Regions from separate parts of the Homo sapiens genome. Here region 2 is linked to region 1. The links are chromatin loops, found by intact Hi-C in ENCODE. Cell type or tissue: endothelial cell of umbilical vein. All regions are shown on one strand. Links, peaks and the distances in the headings refer to the core of each region. The heading gives the core; the rest is flanking DNA. Region 1 overlaps LINC02253 (long intergenic non-protein coding RNA 2253). Region 2 has its middle 130 kb from the start of LINC02351.

The links. A loop is a pair of places that touch in the nucleus more often than their neighbours do. Peaks named below come from ENCODE experiments on the same cell type or tissue, not always from the same donor. Only the 100,000 strongest peaks of a DNase experiment are listed, where the experiment ranks them.
Region 2: a loop joins it to region 1, with 5 times the contacts of the local background. A loop is called at or near these places in 5 of 110 quality-filtered maps.

What each region holds. Positions count from the first base shown.
Region 1 is chr15:97,241,425-97,251,393 of GRCh38, forward strand. All of the region lies in intron 2 of LINC02253 (long intergenic non-protein coding RNA 2253), which reads left to right. Among named protein-coding and RNA genes, the nearest start is that of LINC02253, 12 kb to the left of the region's middle. In endothelial cell of umbilical vein, for the core only: a CTCF peak has its summit at 4,539; a DNase peak (open chromatin) is centred at 4,537.
Region 2 is chr15:98,287,174-98,297,142 of GRCh38, forward strand. No RefSeq gene overlaps it. Among named protein-coding and RNA genes, the nearest start is that of LINC02351, 130 kb to the right of the region's middle. In endothelial cell of umbilical vein, for the core only: a CTCF peak has its summit at 5,433 (motif pointing right); no DNase peak of the experiment used is centred there.

The DNA.
Region 1 (9,969 bases), core at 1,207-9,206:
TGTTTCTATGAGATCAACTATTTTCGAGTCCACATATGAGAAAGATCATGCAGTATTTGTTTTTCTGTGCCTGGCATATTATACTTAGCATAATGTCCTTCAAGTTCATCCATGTTGTTGCCAATGGCAGAATTTCATTATTTTTTGTTGTTGTTGAATTGTATTCCTTTGTGTGTATGTACCACATTTTCTTTATCCATTTATTCATCAATGGGCACTTGTGTTGTCTCTATATCTTGGCTATTGTGAATAGTACTGCAATAAACACGGGAAGGTGGATATCTCTTTAATGTACAGATTTCATTTCCTTTGGATATATACTCAATAATGGGGTAGTTGGATCATATGGTAGTTCTATTTTGAATTTTTTGAGGAACCTCCATACTGTATTTCATAGCAACCGTATCATTTTACATTACAATCAACAGTGCATTTTACATTACAATAAACAATTCTAAGTTCTCCACATCCTCAGCAATACTTGTGTTGTTTTCCATTTTGTTTTGTTTTCATAATGGTCATGCTAACAGGTATAAGGTAAAATTTTCTTGTGGTTTTGATTTTTATTTCCCTAAGGACTAGTGATATTGAACATCTTTTTATATTCTCATTGGCCATTTGTGTATCTACTTTGGAAACTGTCTATTAAGTCTAGTGCTAATTTTTAAATTTGACTAATTGGTGTTTTTTGATGTTGAGTTATAGGAGTTTTTGCGTACTTGTGAGATTTATCCGTTATCAGATATGTGGTTTGCAAATTTTCTCTCATTCTGTCGGTTGCCTTTTAACTCTGTTGATTGTTTTGCTTGCTGCACAGAAGTTTTCAAGTTTGGTGCTATCATTTATCTATTTGTGCCTTCTTGCTAGTGCTTTTGATGTGGTAACCAAGAAATCATTGCAAAATCCAATGTTACAAAACTTTTTTTTCAACTTTGTTTTTCCCTAGGAGTTTTATGGTTTCAGGTTTTGAGGCCTTTAATCCATTTTGAGATAAATGTTGAATATGGTGTAAGGTAGGGTTCAAATTCATTCTTCTGCAAGTGAGTTCTACTGCTTGAGAAGTATCACTTTAGTTCACACTAAATATTCCCCGAGTAAATATCTACTTTAATAGTACTATAGTTGTATTTAAAATAACATTAATTAATAAACACATTAAGAAACTAGACATGAACAAAAATATCTAGAGTTGACTTATCCTTTATAAACTCCATTTTCTTCTTGAAAACAGGCACAATACAATAAGCAATTGCATTTTCAATAACAAACTCAAGCATTACGAATATACGTTAACTTTCCTACAGCTATTTGTTGAAGAGACTATTCTTCTCCATTACAAAGCCTTAGCAGTTTGTCAAAGATCATTTCATTATAAATGTTAACAGTTTTTGTAAAGCATTTTTTTCTGTTTTGTTTCATAGACCTATTGGTCTATCTTTATGCCATTACCATACTATATTGATTATAGTAGCTACGTAATATGTTTTGAAATTAGGAAATACGAGGGCTCCAGGTTTTTAAAATTTTTCTCAAGATTGTTTTGGCTATTTGGAGTCATTTTTTTTATTTCTGCAAAAATGTCATTGGGATTTTCACAGAGATTGCATTGAATCTGTAGATGACTTTGGGTACTATGTGCATTTTAAGAATATGAAGTCTTCCAATCCGTGAAAACAGGATGTCTTTCTATTTACTTATATTGTCTTTACTTTCTTTAGGCAATATTTTGTAGTTTTAGTGTACAGGTGCTTCACCTTCTAGGTTATAGTTTTTCCTAAGTATTTTTTCTTTTTGATACTATTATAAATGAATATTATTTTCTTTTCAGATTATTCATTGTTAATGTATGGAAATGTAATTGATTTTTGAATGGTGACTTGTATCCTCAACTTTGCTTAATACAGTGATGCCATTTGGTCCTGTGCTTTTCTTTGCGGGGGAATTTTTATTATTATTACTGATAAATTACTCGTTCGATCTCATTAGTTATAGATTTTTTATTTTTATCTCTTCATGATTCAGTCTTGGTTGGTTGTATGTTTCTATAAATGTATCCATTTATTCTATGTTATTTAATTTGTTGGCCTACTATTGTTCATATAGTTGTCTCTTATGATCCCTTTTCTTTCTTTTGCATTGGTTGTAATGTTTCCTCTTTTATTTCTAACTTTTGCTAACTGGGTCTCTACTTGTAGTCCAGCTAAAAATCTGCCAGTTTTGTTAAACTTTTCAAAGAACACACTTCATTTTATGGATTTTTAAATTGTTTTTCTATTCTTTGTTGAGTTTATTTCTGCTCTATTCTTCATTATTTCCTTCCTCTGCAAACTTCGGGTTTAGTGTTCTATATATGTCTGTTGGTCTAATTTGTTCATAGTGTTGTTCAAGTCGTCTATTTTCTTGTTGATCTCTCTGGTTGGCCTATCTCTTATTGAAAACAGGGTATTAAAATTTCCTACAATTATTATGTTGCTGTCTATATATCTCTCTATTTCTGTCAATGTTTGCTTCATATATATAAGTGCTCTGCTATTAGGTGCATATATAGTTACAATTGTTATATCTTCCTGGTGAATTAAACCTTTATAACAATATATTGTACTTCTTTGTCTCTTGTGATAGTTTTTGACTTAAGGCCTATTCTGTCTGATATAAGTATTGCCAACCCTCCTCTCTTTTGATTAAAATTTGCATGGAAAAATCTTCCATCTTCTTGTTTTCAACCTATGCATGTCTTTTTTATTTAAAGTCAGTCTTTTATAAACAACATATAGTTGGATCTTGATTTTTTAAAAATTTATTTAGCTACACTGTGTCTTTTGATTGATGAGTTTAACCCATTTATACTTAATTACTGAATTATTATTTCCATTTTGTTAATTGTCTTCTGTATGTATGGTATTAGTTTGGTCCCTCTTGTTCTCTCTTGCTGTCTTCCCTTGGGTTCATTGATCCTTTGTAGTGTCATGCTTTTATTTCTTTCTTAATTGATTTTGTTCATCTTCTATAAGTATCTTCTTTGTAGTTATCATGGGGATCCCATACAACATCGAGAATTGTAGCAATCTATTTTAAAATGAGAACCGCTTAGCTACAATTATATACAAAACTACTCTTTCAGATCTCCTTACCACATACTTGTTACTGATGTTACAAATTACATTTTAAAAAATATTTTGTATTCATTAACATTGTTTTACAGTTGTAGTTATGCTTATATTGCTTACATTTTTTACTTGAATTAAAAGTGCTGTATGCAACACCATTACAATATTATAGAATTCTGTATTTATCTCTATATTTGGCTTTACCAGAGAGCTTTATGTTTTTCTGTGCTTTTATGTTGCTACATAGTGTCCTTTTTGTTCAACGCCAAGGACTGTCTTTGGTAGTTTTTATGTAGGTCTGGTAGTGATGAACTCCCTCCACTTTTGTTCATCTGGGAAGTTATTTCTTTTTGGTTTATGAAAGATAGTTTTGACAGATACAGTTTTTATGTTTGGCTGCAATTTTTATTTATTTTTGCCTTTTGAATGTATCGTCCCACTCACTTCGGCCTCTAAAGTCTCTGCTAAAAAACCCACTGATAATCTTATGGCAGCTCCTTTCATGTGATGAGTTGCTTTTCTCTTACTAGTTTCAAGTCTCTCCTTTCACTTTTGTCAGTCTGAATATAATGTGTCTTGATTTGTACCTATTTGGGTTTTTCTTAGTTAAAGTTATTTGAGCTTCTTGAATTTAATGTGGTCTGTTTTCTTCCTCACATTTCAGATAATTTTGGCCATTATTTCTTCAAATAAACTCTCTGCTCTAATCTTTCTCTCTTCTCTTTCAGACTCTCACATAATGTGTATATTGGTCTGCTCGTGGGTGCTGGTACATCAATTAGACTTTCTTTACTTTTCTTCATTCTTTTTTCTTTTTATTATTATGACTTGATAATTTCAAATGACCTGTGTTAGAGTTTACTGACTTTTTTTTTTTTTTGCTTTGTGAGATCTGCTGTTGATCTGCTGTAGTGAATTTTTCAATTCACCTATTTTATTTTCCAGCTCTAAAATTACTTCGCTTTTTCTCATGTAGTTTCTATCTCTGTACATATTCTCATTTTGCTCATTTGTGGTTTTTCTGATTTCATTTAGTTGTCTATCTGGCATTCTCTTGCAGCACACTGAGCTTCTGTAAAGCAATGATTTTGAATTCTTTTTTAGATAGTTTGTAAATATCAATTTCTTTAGAGTCAGTTTCTAGAGATTTAGTTTGTTCCGTTAATTGGGTCATGTTCTCCTGTTTCTTCATGTGTCTTCTTATTTTTTGTTGTAATTTTTTTATTTGAAAAAACAACTAACACTTCGAGTTTTTACAGACTGATTTCATACAGGGGAATACCTTCATCAGTCAGCATGACTAGAGATTCAGAGGGCCTCTCAAACATGTTATGGAAATGCATTTTCTCTGAGCTTGTGCATGTAATTTCCAGATTAGAGAGATTTGCTGGTTTCTTTTTTAGGAGTTTGTGGGCTCTTGCTCTCTCTTGTGTCTGTCTGTGGTACTGCAGGTTCTCCAGAACTATATGCCAAGCTCTCTTTTGTTCTTTGCAGTCCCCAGGCATTCAAACTATGACAGCTCCTCATCAGTGCCCTAAGTCACATGAGACAAAAATCAGTCCCTTAGGTAGCCTCTTAAAAAGCTAAAAAATTGGACATATATTCGATTCTTCTCTTTCCATCTCATTGTAAAAGTCATTAGCAGGATACTTTTTCCCAATTGTGGTGAGCTGTTTTGGCCTTTGTCTACAGTGTGACAAGTACTGGCACTTCTGGCACTGCAAGAAGCCACTGAACTCTCTTTTGTACTAAGTGGCTACCAGTTATCCAAAGTATTTTGGTTCTATATCAGTACTCTGAGTCAGGTGAAAAAAATACCAGTCTCTTGGACAACCTTCCAAAAATCACACACACACACACACACACACACACACACACACACACACACGTTTTCTATTCCTGTATTTTTTTCTTTAAGCTAAATTAGAAGATGATTAGTTGCTTCAGGTTACAATTTATATAGGAATATTTTAAATATTTTTAGAGAAATATATTCACTTCATTAATGGATTTGGAAATAGATTCCTGAAATAGAAACTTGAAAAAATACTACACATTTACTTATTTAAAAAATCCATTTTATATTCTGCTTTGTTTTGAGAATGTAGTTTGAGTACAAACCAGATTATTTCTGTAAATATGGAGAAAATGTTCATCTTAGTGTATCAAATATAGTGAAAGAAACCAGAATTCCACTGCTTCAGAAGTATCACTTAAGTTCACATTAAATATTTTTCTGAGGAAATATCCAGTTTAATAATGCTATAGTTATATTTAAAATAACATCTTAATAAACATGATAAGGAACTAGAAGTGAACAAAAATATCCAGAGGTCACTTATTCTTTGCAACCTCGATTTTCTTTTTTTCTTTGTGTGTGTGTGAGAGACCAGAATTGTTTAAATACTCAAATCAATCTCCCCAAGCATTAGGGGAGCAGAGTTTTTAAGGATTACGTGGTGGATTGGGGGAAGCCGGTGAGCCGGGAGTGCTGATTGTTCAGGGATGAAATCTTAGGGAGTCAAAGCTGTCTTCTTGCGCTGAGTCAGTTCCTGGGTGGGAGCCACAAGATCAGATGAGCCAGTTTATTGATCTGGGAGGTGCCAGCTGATCCATCAAGTGCAGGCTCTGCCAAATATCTCAAGCACTGATCTTAGAAGCAGTTTAGGGAGGGTCAGAATCTTGTAGCCTCCAGCTGCATGACTCCTGAACTATAATTTCTAATCTTGTGGCTAATGTTAGTCCTACAAAGGCAATCTAGTCCCCAGGCAAGAAGGAAGTCTGCTTTGAGAAAGGACTCTAACCGTCTTTGTTTAAACTATAAACTATGTTTCTCCCGAAGTTAGTGCAGCCTATGCCCAGGAATGAACAAGGACAGTTTGGAGGTTAGAAGCGAGATGGAGTCAATTAAGTTAGATCTCTCACTGTCTCAGTCATCATTTTGCTATTGCGCTTTCGGTCCCTCCCTTTGGGTTTTATAACACCTTAATCTTTAGGTGTAGGCTATGAAGATGGGAAGAGGCTGTTGATCACTCTAGATTTTTCCTGCTTACAGGGGACATAGCGGGAATGGGAGTGAACCCCAAGGAGAGAAGAGTAGACCTGCTTCACAACTGTCTGAGTGTATTTATGCAGGCTTGGCTGGGCTTGCAAGGCTTGTGTGGTAAAAATATACTTTTATTTATGTTTCAGGATGATATTTAAGTAAACAGCATGTTTATAAGATAAATAACGAGTCCTAGGATGAGGACTACAATTCCCAATTTTAAAAGCAAAGATTTGAAAACATTAGTTTGGAGACTTCTAACCCACAATGAATTTAGAATTTAGTCTAAACTGCAGAAAAAACCTTAAGAACGGTTAACAACAGTGTACTTCAGTTTTTCTTTTGAAGCATACTTTTGTCTCCCTCCAGTCCCCATTTTTATTAAAAACAAATCACAATAGAACTGATTTGTTTACAAAAGAAACTTTAGTCTTACTGTATTTGGCCTGATTATTTGCATAAAGTGCAGCAAGAATAATTATTTTTTACTTAGGTTTTTTAAATTGGCTTTGTTAGAACTCTGTTCCATGAAGAATCTCAGATAACACTTATTAAAAGCCGAGCCCAGCCATGGGTCTGTACCCTCAAGTACCTATGAGTTGGGCAAATTCCTCTCCTCTTGAGGTCCCAAGGTAACTTGGGGTTCCTGGGCCTGTTAGAAAGTGACATTCTTTACTTACCACAGGTCAGGAACCTTGTACAGGTTCCTGTACAGGTATCTTGTACAGGTACTCTATGCGGACAAAGTATGAGGCCAGATGCCCCAATGGGCTTTAATTGGCTCTATAAGTCAACTTTGATTCTTTAAAGGAGGCATGCCATTCCAGTCAAAGCCTTGGTAAAATAACCAATTTCTCCAATTATATCCTGTTACAAAAGAAAACAGATTCTTATTGCACTTATGCAATTAACTGTACTGCCATAAATTGAGAATACTCACAAATAGTTTCCAAATTCTGGAGAAATCAGGTAGAGGGGAACAAATATGCTCCAAATTTTGTTCACAGGAGTATATTTTACTCACTTGTTAAAGTTGCAAATAGCTTTAAAGAAATAAGTTATCTTGACTCTGAAAACAAAAGGATCAGCAACGTTTAACACATCAGATCTCCATGAGACTCCTAGAAGTTTCATTTTTTCCTCTATTCAAATAGCACAATTTTTAAAGTTGTCTGAGACCTGCACTCACAGTCCTATATCTGATTATAAACTGCCTTTTGAAAAGGATCAAAACAAGACAAAATGTCTGTGGATGACAAGTAAATAGCCCCTATTAAAGCTACAGGTGACTAGGAATTTTGGTTACTTCTGTGGCATACAACAATTTTATATAACAATTATTATTAATAATGTACATTAAATCATATCAGAATTATAGAAGTTTCCCATAAATTTTGGAACACATACTAATAATATAATATTTATACAAATACAGTCCAAAGAAAACCAAACACCATTCACTCTTCTATTTGAAAGTTTTCCCTCTCTTCTAATGTCACAATCTCCAGAGTTATTAGTCAGAATCCTGCATTTAAGAGCACCTGTTAAATTTTATAGCTGATTATAAAACCATCTTTTAAAGAGGATGAAAATGAGACAACAATTGTCTGTGAATGACAAAAACACTTTTAGGCCAGCTGCAGTTAAAGACATGGTTGACAAGTAAATTTTTTACCTCTGTGGCACACAGTCATTTAACATAATAATTATAATTATTACAGATAGATAACATATACTAAGTCATATTAGAATTATAGGAGTTTTACTTAATTTCAGAACATACGCCTATAACACATTTACACAAATATAACCCAAAGAAAGCCAAACACCATTTCATATTTGGCAGTGCTTCCTGTATGATTTCTATACAAAATGAGCCAAATGTCATTTTTGGACTTTAGAGAACCTAATATCTAAAAGATTAGTCCAGAAAGAGACATACTTTATAATTTGATTTTGGAAAGTTTGTCAAATATCAAAGGTTTAAAACACTTGATATCACAAAATAGAATCCCAGGTTACCTTAAGTCATTCATTTTGGCCAAAATGATAACTCTAAATAAGCTTTAAAAAAGAAAACCTTTACTCTAGTAGAGGAGACTTAGCTTTCCAAGCAACATCCAATAAAGGTAGCATGAGGCTAAATTTGTCTTTTCTCTCTCCTCCTTTTTTTCCCTGCCATTTACCCATGGGAGAGAAAGCAAAAGTCTTTCATTATCTTTTAATGTTACACAAAAATCGTCTTCAAAAGAGAAAAACAAATTTCATGTTTGCATTAGTGCATCCTTAACGTAAAAGCTAGTTTTTTAAATAAAATTTTGTATCTCTGTCCAGTTTTAATTAGTTTGAACATAAGATTTCAATACACTTTTTAGATCCCTTTACAATTTTCCATCAAACAGCAGGTCAATTTTCTAAGAAAACCCTGTTTTTCGGACACATGGGCCCAGATTCTGGCCTTACAACATCATTATCTTAATGTTTTAATCTGCAGATAAAAGCTAAATAATTTCTTTTAAATTTTAGCCAATTTGTTTATACCCACAGAATTTTTTTATCAGATCAATCCTTTTTACAAATCCTTTTTACTTTGCTTAAACCTTCAGTTTTCTTCCGTTACTCTTTTAGGTTAAGACAATCTTTAAAACCCTCTGAACTAGACAAAATTACATTCCCTTTAACAAAAGCCATATTCCTATGCCTTCTTATAATCTTTTACCAAAAACACATTCCCTACACACCTTGTTTGTAAAATTGTCTCTCCAGTGGTCTCAATTGCATGTTACAATGTTAACTCTTAGCAACTTTTATTTTTAGTGAAAAACCTGATAAGTAAGTGATTTTAATTATGTACCAGGGATGGAGCCTAGGAAATCAGACAGAAATGAAGATAAAGTCTGACTCTTTTTAGCATATCTAGAGGGGATGGCTCTCCATATGTCCCCAGGCTTATCTATAATCTAATGCTCCAAAGTAGGTAAATCGAACAATTTTCAAAAGTCAAAGAAATAATTTGACCTTAAAGCATTTAGCAAATCTGATCTCTGACCTTAATTTAGACCAAATGTCTACATTTTCAAGGCTTTTTATTTACCAATAATCTTTAAAAGTGTCTTTATTTCCAAAAGATTACTAAAGTCACGAGAACAAAAGGCATTAAAGTTTCTATTTTTGTGACAAAATATTTAAGTGCTTATCTTTCTAAGCCAATTAATCAGAGCTCTTTTATATATAAATGCCACACACACACACAACACATACAGGTAGAAGATTTGGCATTTGCAAGATTTTTCATTTGCCAGTTTCTTAATTGGATCACTGGCTTCAGGGTGGAGCCCTTGGAGGAAGAGGGCCAGGAAAGCATTTCTGGGGCCAAATAAGCAGCAAATAAAGAGCTGAAGGCAAAGACAAACCCCCAGAGTTAAGTGCGCCATTTTATACTGGATCCTGGATCCCCAAAAGGAGGGAAATATTACGGGAGAAGACAGTGTGGTGCTTTTACCGACGGTGCATTTCATAGCAAGGCAACCCAAAGCTAATCAGCCCATTTTGTAATTAGACCATCACCCATGGGAGTCTCATCTCTCAGTGGGGGGTGGGGATGTTTCCATATCTTCCAGGTGGTCAAGAGCATGCTTCTCTGATCCAAGTGTGCAAAGAGTCAAGTGTCCCTTCATAACTACTATTAGGCATCCCCTATAGCATGTTTTCTACCTAGTTATTACACACCAAAGCTCTCATAATGAGAAGTAATTTTTGATACCCTAAAACCTCTTTCTCTTCTAGAAAATAAGCACAATACAATAAGTAATTGCA
Region 2 (9,969 bases), core at 910-8,909, 1.0 Mb after region 1:
AAATGAACAACTGATCTGATATGGTTTGGCTGTGTCCCCACCCAAATCTCATCTTGAATTGTAGCTCCCATAATTTCTACAAATTGTGGGAGGGAACAGGTGGGAGATCATTGAATCACAGGGGTGGTTTTTCCCATATTGGTCTCATGGTAGTGAATAAGTCTTGCAAGATCTGATGATTCTATAAGGGGTTTCTCCTTTTGCTTGGCTCTCATCCTCTCTTGCCTGCTGCCATGTAAGACGTGCTTTTGCCTTCCACCATGATTTTGAGGCCTCCTCAGCCACATGGAACTGTGAGTCCATTAAACCTCTTTTTCTTTGTAAATTATCCAGTCTTGAGTAGGTCTTTATCAGCAGCATGAAAACTGACTAATACATGATCAAACAAGGGAGCCCTTGAATTTCTTATTTCAAATAATTGACAATGCAGTGGAAGCCATTTTGCTCAAAATAGCAATATCAACAAAAGTCTCCTTCTTAATTAAAAGAAGCAAAGTGAGATTGTTGCCACCAGATGAAACAGGGTGAGGGGCTGCCCAATGGGAATAATTCTAAACACTTGTCTCAACCTGGAAGTTGCTGCAACCAGAGGGTTTCCTCCTTTCCACGGGGCCCTCTGAGTCCATCACCTGAATCCAGAGGTACAAGCGGAAGCTCCAGTTCCTGCTGTCTAAATGTTGGGCCACACAGACTCGGTAGGAATCAGGACCCAAGTACCAAAGCCTACACCTAACCCTAGCCTGAACTGCTAAACCTGTCTCCTAAAAGCCTCAAGGTTCAGTGAGAAAAATAAGATCTTGGAGTGAAGCAGATGCAGGTTCAAATTCTAAGTCAACCACTTACTGGAAGTGTGGTCCCGTACAAGTTACTAACTTCTTGGTGCTTCAGCTTCCTCATCCGTAGTATGGGTAATAATGCAGGACCTACCTTTTAAGATGTTCCCAAGGATTGAATATACTGTCACTCTTGCCTGGCATAATGTCCACTTCCATCCCTGGAGAAGGTAGCTGGGGCGAATTTTAAAGGCTGAGTATGAGGAAGGCAGACCAGAGGGAGAGGTTTGCTTCAGCAGCCCTGCCAAGGCTTCCAGAGCAGCTGCTTCCACACTAGTTCTGGGATGCAGGTGAGCACAGGGGCCCTCCCTCCCGGGACCTGGCTCAGGGAAAACACTTGGTAGACGTGTGGTCAATGCGTGATCCTCCTCCCGCTCACGGTCCGGCAGGGAAGACAGACAAGTGAGGGTGTCTAACAGGGCGCTATGAGGGAGTGAAGGAGGACAAGCCACCCCGGTGCTTCCCGGAGTTCCTTAGAGCCACCAAGTGACTTGTTTTCCAGCCCAGTAAATGCGTCTCTGTCATACAGCTCAGGGTACAGCTGTCATCACAACTACAAATTTGAAACCAGTCCATTCATTTCATCATCTTAGTCAAAGCTCCTTGCCAAACTAAATCTGTGTAAGAATCTATATAAGTATTGTCATTAAAACTGACCATATTTTTTGCCCAGTAATGTTACTTATGGGAATTTACTTAGACAAAATAATCAGGGATTCACTCAGAGGTATGTACATAAAACTGGCTTTCATCTCAGCATTATTTATAAAATGAACCAGCAACACGTGGAAACAGCATAGATGCCTGAGGTTAGGAGATTGATTTTTAAAATATCCCAGTGTACCTCTGTATGAAAGAACACTATGCAGTCATCAAACACTTATTTGTAATAACATTATATACAGTTACATGACAAAGCAGATTGCAAATCAGCATATAGAATACGATCTCCAATTTGTGTAAATACATATAAAAATATGTGATATTTGCATGCATTTTCAGAGAAAGAAAACACATTAATAGTGGTTTCCCCCAAAGGCAATAGACTTTGCTGTATAAATATACAGGTTTTAGGCTAGGCGCAGTGGCTCACACCTGTAATCCCAGCACTTTGGGAGGCCAAGGCAGGAGGATCAACTGAGGTCAGGAGTTTGAGACCAGCTTGGCCTACATGGTAAAACCCCGTCTCTACAAAAATACAAAAATTTGCTGGTCGTGGTGGCAGGCAACTGTGGTCCCAGCTACTTGGGAGGCTGCGGCATGAGAATCATTTGAGCCCAGGAGGTGGAGTTTGCAGTGAGCCGAGATCATGCCACTGCATTCCAGCCTGGGCAAGAGAACAAGACTCCATCTCAAAAAAAAAAAAAAAAAAAAATGCAGGTTTTGGAGCTAAATGGCCAAGGTCGAACCCTGACTCCACCACCTCCAAGTGTGTTGACACTGGAGTAGTTATTAACTTCCCACTTCCCAGTGCCTCAGTTTCCCCATATTAAGCATGCAGCTGCTAGCTCTCCCTACTTCCTAGAGGGTTTAATTAGGGTGCTAACAGAAGAGTGGTTCTAGATAGTGGCTGGGAACCAGTTAGCACTTGCAAGCGTAATCTATTGTTATGAGTTATTATTAGTGGTGGGATTAGGGTCATTTCAATTCTCCAGTTTATTCTTCTGTATATTTTCTATAGAAAATTGACTTACGATCATGGAAACAAAATAATTTTTAATCCATTTTGGTCAATGAGATGAATTCAATGAAGAGATTAGTTAGAACTACTTTGCCATAATTGACACAACATCTGCTATTTCTAGAACTAAATCAAATAAAATACAGTCAACTCTTGATTCTGCATGAAGCACATTCACTTAACTGCGGCTGCTCCTGCATTCCTGTTTTTATGGGCCTCATTAAGCACTGGATATAACATCATATGTTACAGCTCTATCTTGTGTCTGTTTACTTCCTCTCCCACAGCCAGCAGCTCAGCAAGAGCCTTGTAAACCAATTCTCTTAATGATCTATCCAGTCGGGGAAGGTGCAAATCAGTGATATGGGGAGCTTAGAGGAGAAGCCAGCAGCTCTACCTCAGAGAGGGGATGCTGCCACAACTTTTGGCACAGTTGGAGGGATAGCTAACTGCGGGGCTGAGGTCTAATGTGGGCCCTCTCTGGGCACCTCAATCTTCTATGTTAGAGCCATCCAGGGTCCGTGTCCACCTGGCCATATATAACAGTGGCTGGAGGAGGGGGAGGGTCTTTAACACAATCCTGTGTGAAGATGAGAGACTGATGGAGAATGGTTGACCCCACAAACTATGAAGAGGGTCGACCCTTTTATAACACATGCATTTTCACAATACAGGTATTCAAATGTGCGATCTCCAGTGGGTTTCTGGTATCAGGTCTCCATCCCCTCCATTAAATACACAGTTCTCTGCCTTTGTTGCAGACCTGGATGAGGCGTCACTTCTCATTTTGAGCCCACATTGCCAGATTTTCAGTCTTCATATCATCCAAAGTCAACAATCCCAGCCAGGTGCTGTGGTTCACGCCTGTAATCCCAGCACTTTGGGAAGTCGAGGCAGGTGGATCACCTGAGGTCAGGAGTTCGAGACTAGCCTGGCCAACACAGTAAAACCCCGTCTCTACTAAAAATACAAAAAATTAGCCAGGCTTGGTGGCAGACACCTGTAATCCCAGCTACTCAGGAGGCTGAGGCAGGAGAATCTCTTGAACCTAGGAGGTGGAGGTTGCAATGAGCCAAGATTATGCCGCTGCACTCCAGTCCTGGTAGCAAGAGCGAAACTCCATCTCAAAAAAACAAAATAAAGTAAACATTCCCTCAAGAAGTTGCCAGGAGCTTTGTTCCCCTCCCTTCCCAGGTTCTCTACTCCAGCATGTGGTTCCACCATGCTGCACCACTCTGTCCATCTCTCTCTGATGTAAGAGGCTGGCTCCAGATCCTGGCCAGCTAATTCCTCCCAGGGCCACCATCACTGTTGTGTGTGCTGTGGGGATGGGGAGGCAGTTCAAGGTTCTTAGAGTTAGACATGCCATATTCTGCTTGACGGCACTGCAGTCACCCCTGTGTCCCTGCTTCCAGCTGAGGCAGCCTGGCTGCCCTCTCCAGCCTCCCCAGCAAGGCTTGACTGCAGCATCTCTTCTTGGCAAGCAAGAGGCAGTAGAAGGAAAAAATTCTAAGAAAAGGCATGGGCTCTGGAGACAAATAAAACTCTCTGAAAATTTGACTCTTGCATTTCATAATTGGTCCTTCATACTAAACACATTGTTTGATAAAAGGAAAATTATTCAACCTCAGTTTTCTCAACAAATGGAAATAGTAATAATGACACCAATGTCTTTGGTACTGCATGAAATAATGCATGTGAAAGCCCAGGGCCTGGCCCATTGCATGCACTTCAAAAAGTTTTATTTTTCTTTTGATTTCTCTTCTAGGCAGCATTTCATCATGATATCTCATCTGAAAGTATATTTGTTATGAATTATTTGACTGCAACTAACATATAACCTACCAATGGCTTAAACGTTTAGGGATTTATTTTTCCTCATGATAAAAAGTCTGGAGGCAAGTTGCTTCTGGGGTTGGCTTACCCTGTTTGAGCAAGGATCTCTCCTATTCTCTTAGCCTCATCCTGGTCGTTGCAAGATAGCTGCATGAGTTCCAGACATCACATCTACATCTAAAGCAAGAGGAAGAGAAAAGTGGGTGGTGATCTTCTATATCTATTTTTAACAGGAAAAAAAAAAGATGAAAAAAGCTTTTCCAGAAACACCCGAGTGGACTTTTCCTTATACTTACATCATATTGACTAGCATTGTGTCACACGGCCACCCCTGCATTAAGAGAGACTAAGAAATCACTTACTGATTTAGTTTCTTCAGCCTCTAGCAGAAGGTGGAAAGAGAGAGGAGGGCTTGGAATAGCTGTTAGCCCAGACAATCTGCAGAGTCTTCCCAGAGGATTGGAAATTGCCAAATTAGAACTACCCATAGGTAAGTGCTGGGCGGGTGGCTGACGCCTGTAATCCCAGCACTTTGGGAGGCTGAGGTGGGTGGATCACCTGAGGTCAGGAGTTCAAGACCAGCCTGACCAATATCGTGAAACCCTGTCTCTACTAAAAATGCAAAAATTAGCCAGGCATGGTGGCATGCGCCTGTAGTCTCAGCTATTTGGGAAGCTGAGACAGGAGAATTGCTTGAACCCGGGAGGCAGAGGTTGCAGTGAGCTGAGATTGAGCCACTGGACTCCAGCCTAGGCAACAGAGCGAGACTCCATCTCAAAAACAAAAAACAAAAAACAAAACTACCCACGGGTAAATGTTATGTTTAAAATAATAATAATAAACACATAAGTAATAAACATACTTTCAAGCACATATGGTTTACCACCTATCACGGTGGCTCTGTCTTGCCTTGGTTTCTAGCAGAAGTTCTCCAGCTTGGAGGCACGTTAGAATCTCCTGGGGCGCTTGTAAAAAACACCAAGGCCTGGGTCCCTTCCTCAGCGCAAGGAAAACCTCTAGGGCTGGGGCAGGGCCGTTGACTCAGGGTGAAGATCCAGGACCACTAGGTTGGTGTCCACGGAGAGTTGGTATGCACACCGCTAGAGGGCGCAGGAGATCACTCGGCCCCGAGGAGCCCTTGGTCAAGGCACCTGTAAAGTCACCCAGCCCTCTGGCGGCTTCCCGTTTACCCAGGGCCAGCACCGAGGGCATAAAGGGCGTTCTAACCCACATAACAGAAGACATTGCGTTGCTATTCTGTACTTTTGTTAATTAGGTAAACTACGCCAAGAGAGGCTCAGAAACCTGCCCAAAATGAGCTGGAGCATCAGCAGGGGTTCCAAATGGCAGGCGTCCTCTCCCCTCTGTCCCACAAAGAACAGTCCGTCCCCTGGGCTGGGAGCTGGGCCCGGAGCCCCGGGGCAGCCCGCCCGGCCGTGCTCGCTGCGCCCCCGGGCTGCGTTCATCAAGCGCAACTCCAGGCGCGCGCCGCAACCGCGCAGGGCAACCGGGGGCTCTCCCGCCGAACCCGCCCTCACTTACATCTTTCTCGTCGCCCTTCAGGGGCTGCTAGTTTGCTAATGCTGCCAGGAAGCTCTCCTCCCAGTTTTCTAGCTGCCGTTCCAGCGAGCAGAGAGAGAGCCTCGGTGGTAATAAGCCTCGCACAGAACACAGCACTAATTCTAACGCACAGGCGGTTCCACTTACCGTTTATGGAAAGCCACAAAGCCGGCGTGAGAACACCTAATTACCGCGTGAATTAGTGAAAAAACAGATGCGAGGTTTACAAAAATGTCTGCCAGTGTCTAGTAAATGGCCACAATTGATAGAGATGCTCCAAAGGCCTGCTGGGGGCAGAGGCTGGCTCAGGCACAGCCCCAACCCAAAAAATGCTGTCAACAGTTGCCGGCACCCCCAGAGCGCGCCCCCAGTTCTCTTAGGTGAAAGGGCTGGGAAATCGTCTATGAGCAGCCACTTAATAGTCTTGTACTCACGAACCGCAATTATCAACAACAAGCGCCACCCACAGACTCAGTGGGAATGTGTTCATGGTTAATCAATTCGATTGATCACTGTTTATTAAGTAAAAACCTGCTTTCTAAACAGTTCCTCCCTAAATGGTGTTTTTGCAGGCTGCTAGAAAACAAGAGACTAATTGGGGCTCCTAATTTAAATCCAAGCGTGCACATTACTAAAAGCATTCGCAGCAGGGGTGTGGGCATGGTGAACCCTCAGTCCCCCAGAGTGGCCACGCTAAAGCCGACATTCTCACATTATAAAGACCTCCCAATCCCTGCTTTAATTTCTCCGATCAAGAAGCCACGGTGACCAGGTCAGATGAGGACATCAGGAAGGAAGTCCACTGATAATATAGATTATGGGAATATTTGAGTCCCATCGGTGCTGTTAAATTGATCGGCTCCATTCAGCACCTTGTGAATCGAGATGGGAAATCGATGGTTGGACGGGCCAGGTGCCGAGATAAGTGACCATAGCGTATTTTTGTTATCTCCTTACAGAGAGTCATGATCTCTACCACCCTGAGTGCTCTAAATCTAAGCAAAATACAACAGAAAATCCAACACAGAGGAGGTCAGGGTGATTGCGCGATTGTGCTATAATCCAGAGAGGAAGGGGTCTGGCTGGTCCAGGGCTAAACTCTTCCTAAATGTGGCCACCCCCGCATGTGAGGAATTGGACCCAGGAGCAGCACAGCAGCTCCACTTTATCCACACCAGCTCTTCATCTGCTGCAAGTGCTGGGGGCTAAGCGGAACAGCAAGGAGACTGCCCTCCACCCCAGCTGAGGCTGCCAGTGTCAAGGCACTTCTAGCATGGGAGCCGAGCCCGCCCTCCAAAGAAGAGAGCTTTGCATTTCCTGTGTATCACCTGCCTCTGTTGCAAAATTCCCATCCATGCCTCAGGAAGATATTGCAGAGAGTGACAACCTCCCACTATTCCCGTTATTTTTCATTGTTTGATATTCAGGTCTTTTCTGCCTGCCCAGCTCAGGAATTCCACTCTCCCTAAACGAAGAGACCGTGAAGACCCTCATAACTCCCATCCATCACAGACAGAAATACCACAGATTAGGAGCCAGTAAAGAAATAAAACACACATTTTCGCATGCAATTATATGTGAAATTACTGCATAGACAGATATCCAAACTCTCAGGAATCCAAATCAGAAATAACATTAATTACTCCGAAAGGGTAACTAGCCAAAGGAAATTGAAGTCTTCTAGGGAGGCTGCACAAGGATTTTAATTTTCGATTAAGAAACCATTTGCGGGTTCCAATCCCCAATAGATGCAAATAACCCTATTTCCATACACTGGATGCAGAGTCAGTTTTATGTATCTCCAAAAACAGGACAGAGAAACTCTGAAAATATTTGTCAATCGTTTCTGCACAACGTGCTGTGCCTGCAGTCTTTGCACGCCCACATGCAGGGCTGTGTTAAATCTGTCTCGACCTCAGTCTCATAAAGAAATAAAGACCAAGTTATCACCATTTGATACCCAAGCGGCAGATGCTCTTTTCCATCTGGATAATGAACATCAAAAACCTGGAATGTAGAGAGATGTGTGTTCTTGGTTACAGCGCCTGCAATGCCCCTGCTTAGCTGAGAAATATTAGGGCTCAGTAGAAACATATAAGTCACAACATCCACAATTCTGCAGGAAAGAGAGAAACTTTTAATAGGAGCGGGGCTGCATCAAAGCAACCCGTAATTAGGTACAAATTTGGCTCATGGTTCAGCAATTTCTACAGATTAGCTGTACTGACCTTCTGGAGCCCCAGGGTGCTTATTTCGCATTTGCGGTTGCAGAGTGACCTCTAGTGTTAAAAGACAAGGATTTTTTTTTTTTTTTTTTTTTTTTTTTTTTTTTTTAAGGATAGCATCCAAAGTTAACATCTTTTTTTTTCTTTTTTTTTTTATTATACTTTAAGTTTTAGGGTACGTGTGCACATTGTGCAGGTTAGTTACATATGTATACATGTGTCATGCTGGTGCGCTGCACCCACTAACTCGTCATCTAGCATTAGGCATATCTCCCAATGCTATCCCTCCCCCCACCCCACAACAGTCCCCAGAGTGTGATGTTCCCCTTCCTGTGTCCATGTGATCTCATTGTTCAATTCCCACCTATGAGTGAGAATATGCGGTGTTTGGTTTTTTGTTCTTGCGATAGTTTACTGAGAATGATGATTTCCAATTTCATCCATGTCCCTACAAAGGACGTGAACTCATCATTTTTTATGGCTGCATAGTATTTCATGGTGTATATGTGCCACATTTTCTTAATCCAGTCTATCTTTTATCTATCCTTACTATTGAAAGCACGAGCTGTAACACACCTTTGGGGAAAAGTCCCTGGGAAATCTCCATAAGGTAATCAGATACAGATGTGACTTTTTGTTGTGTGCAAATCACCGTTAGAGACTGTTCTAAACCTTCTGTCATGGAAATTTCCAAAGGGTTTACACATTTCAGAGAATATCTATGTTGGCTCTTTTTTTCCTCTTTTTGTTATATATTGGGGTTATGTGAAATTTTATTTTTAAAAATGTATGTGCCTTATGATGCTCTCTGGCCTATAGACAATTAAATAACTTATTATTCCCTCTTAAGGAGAATGGGCCCAACATTGACCCCAAACAGAGCCTGAAGTTTTTGCCTTAATTCCTTGAAAATAAAAATGATGGGAATCACAGCAGAAACTCTTTGGGACCAGGGCCGAGTTCACAGTGACAGCTCATTCTTGCCACTGTTGGCCCTAGTTGGGACTTGGAGTGCAGTGAGCAGGAGACAGTGTTTGCTGGGCACCAGTTGAGCTGGCCAGAGCCAGTTACAGAATGCACAGGGCCCAGTGCAAAGTGAAAATGCTGGGCCCCTTTTCCAAAAAGCAGGAAAGAAGGTGCCAGGAAAGGTACTAAAATATAAGGACTTTTCCTTTCTCCTGCTGTCTCTCTTTTGACTTGCAGTGTTATTATTTGCTATTTAATAGCTGCTAGGTTTGGAAAAATTAAACGTAAATTGATAGCACGAATCTTACCATTCCTGTGCCTTGCCATCTTACAATACTAATGGAAGCATTTAGCTCAAAGCATGTAGCTCACATGCAGAATCACAGAAATTATAGAATTTGTATTTCCTAACTTATACATAAATAGGTTTGGGGGCGGTGAGGTTTAACCAGTACAGATGATTGCATTCAGAGGCACACAATGGCACAATCGCCCTGGCCTTTCAACCAATCCCTTACTGGAAATGCTGCACAAAAACTAGCTTTGCTGGTTTTATTTCATTTCTGGATATGCATACATTCTACCAGCACCCTCTGCCTTCGAGTTACTGAGGATTAAGACAGGACTGAAGGCCAGGTGCAGTGACTCACGCCTGTAATCCTAGCACTTTGGGAAGCCAAGGCAGATGGATCACTTGAGCCCAGGAGTTGGAGACCAGCATGGGCAATATGGTGAAATCCCATCTTTACAAATAATACAAAAAAAAAGTTTCTGGGTGTGCTGGCATGCCCCTGTAGTCCCAGCTACTTGGGAAACTGAGGTGGCAGGATTGCTTGAGCCCAGGAAGCAGAGGTTGCAGTGAGCTGAG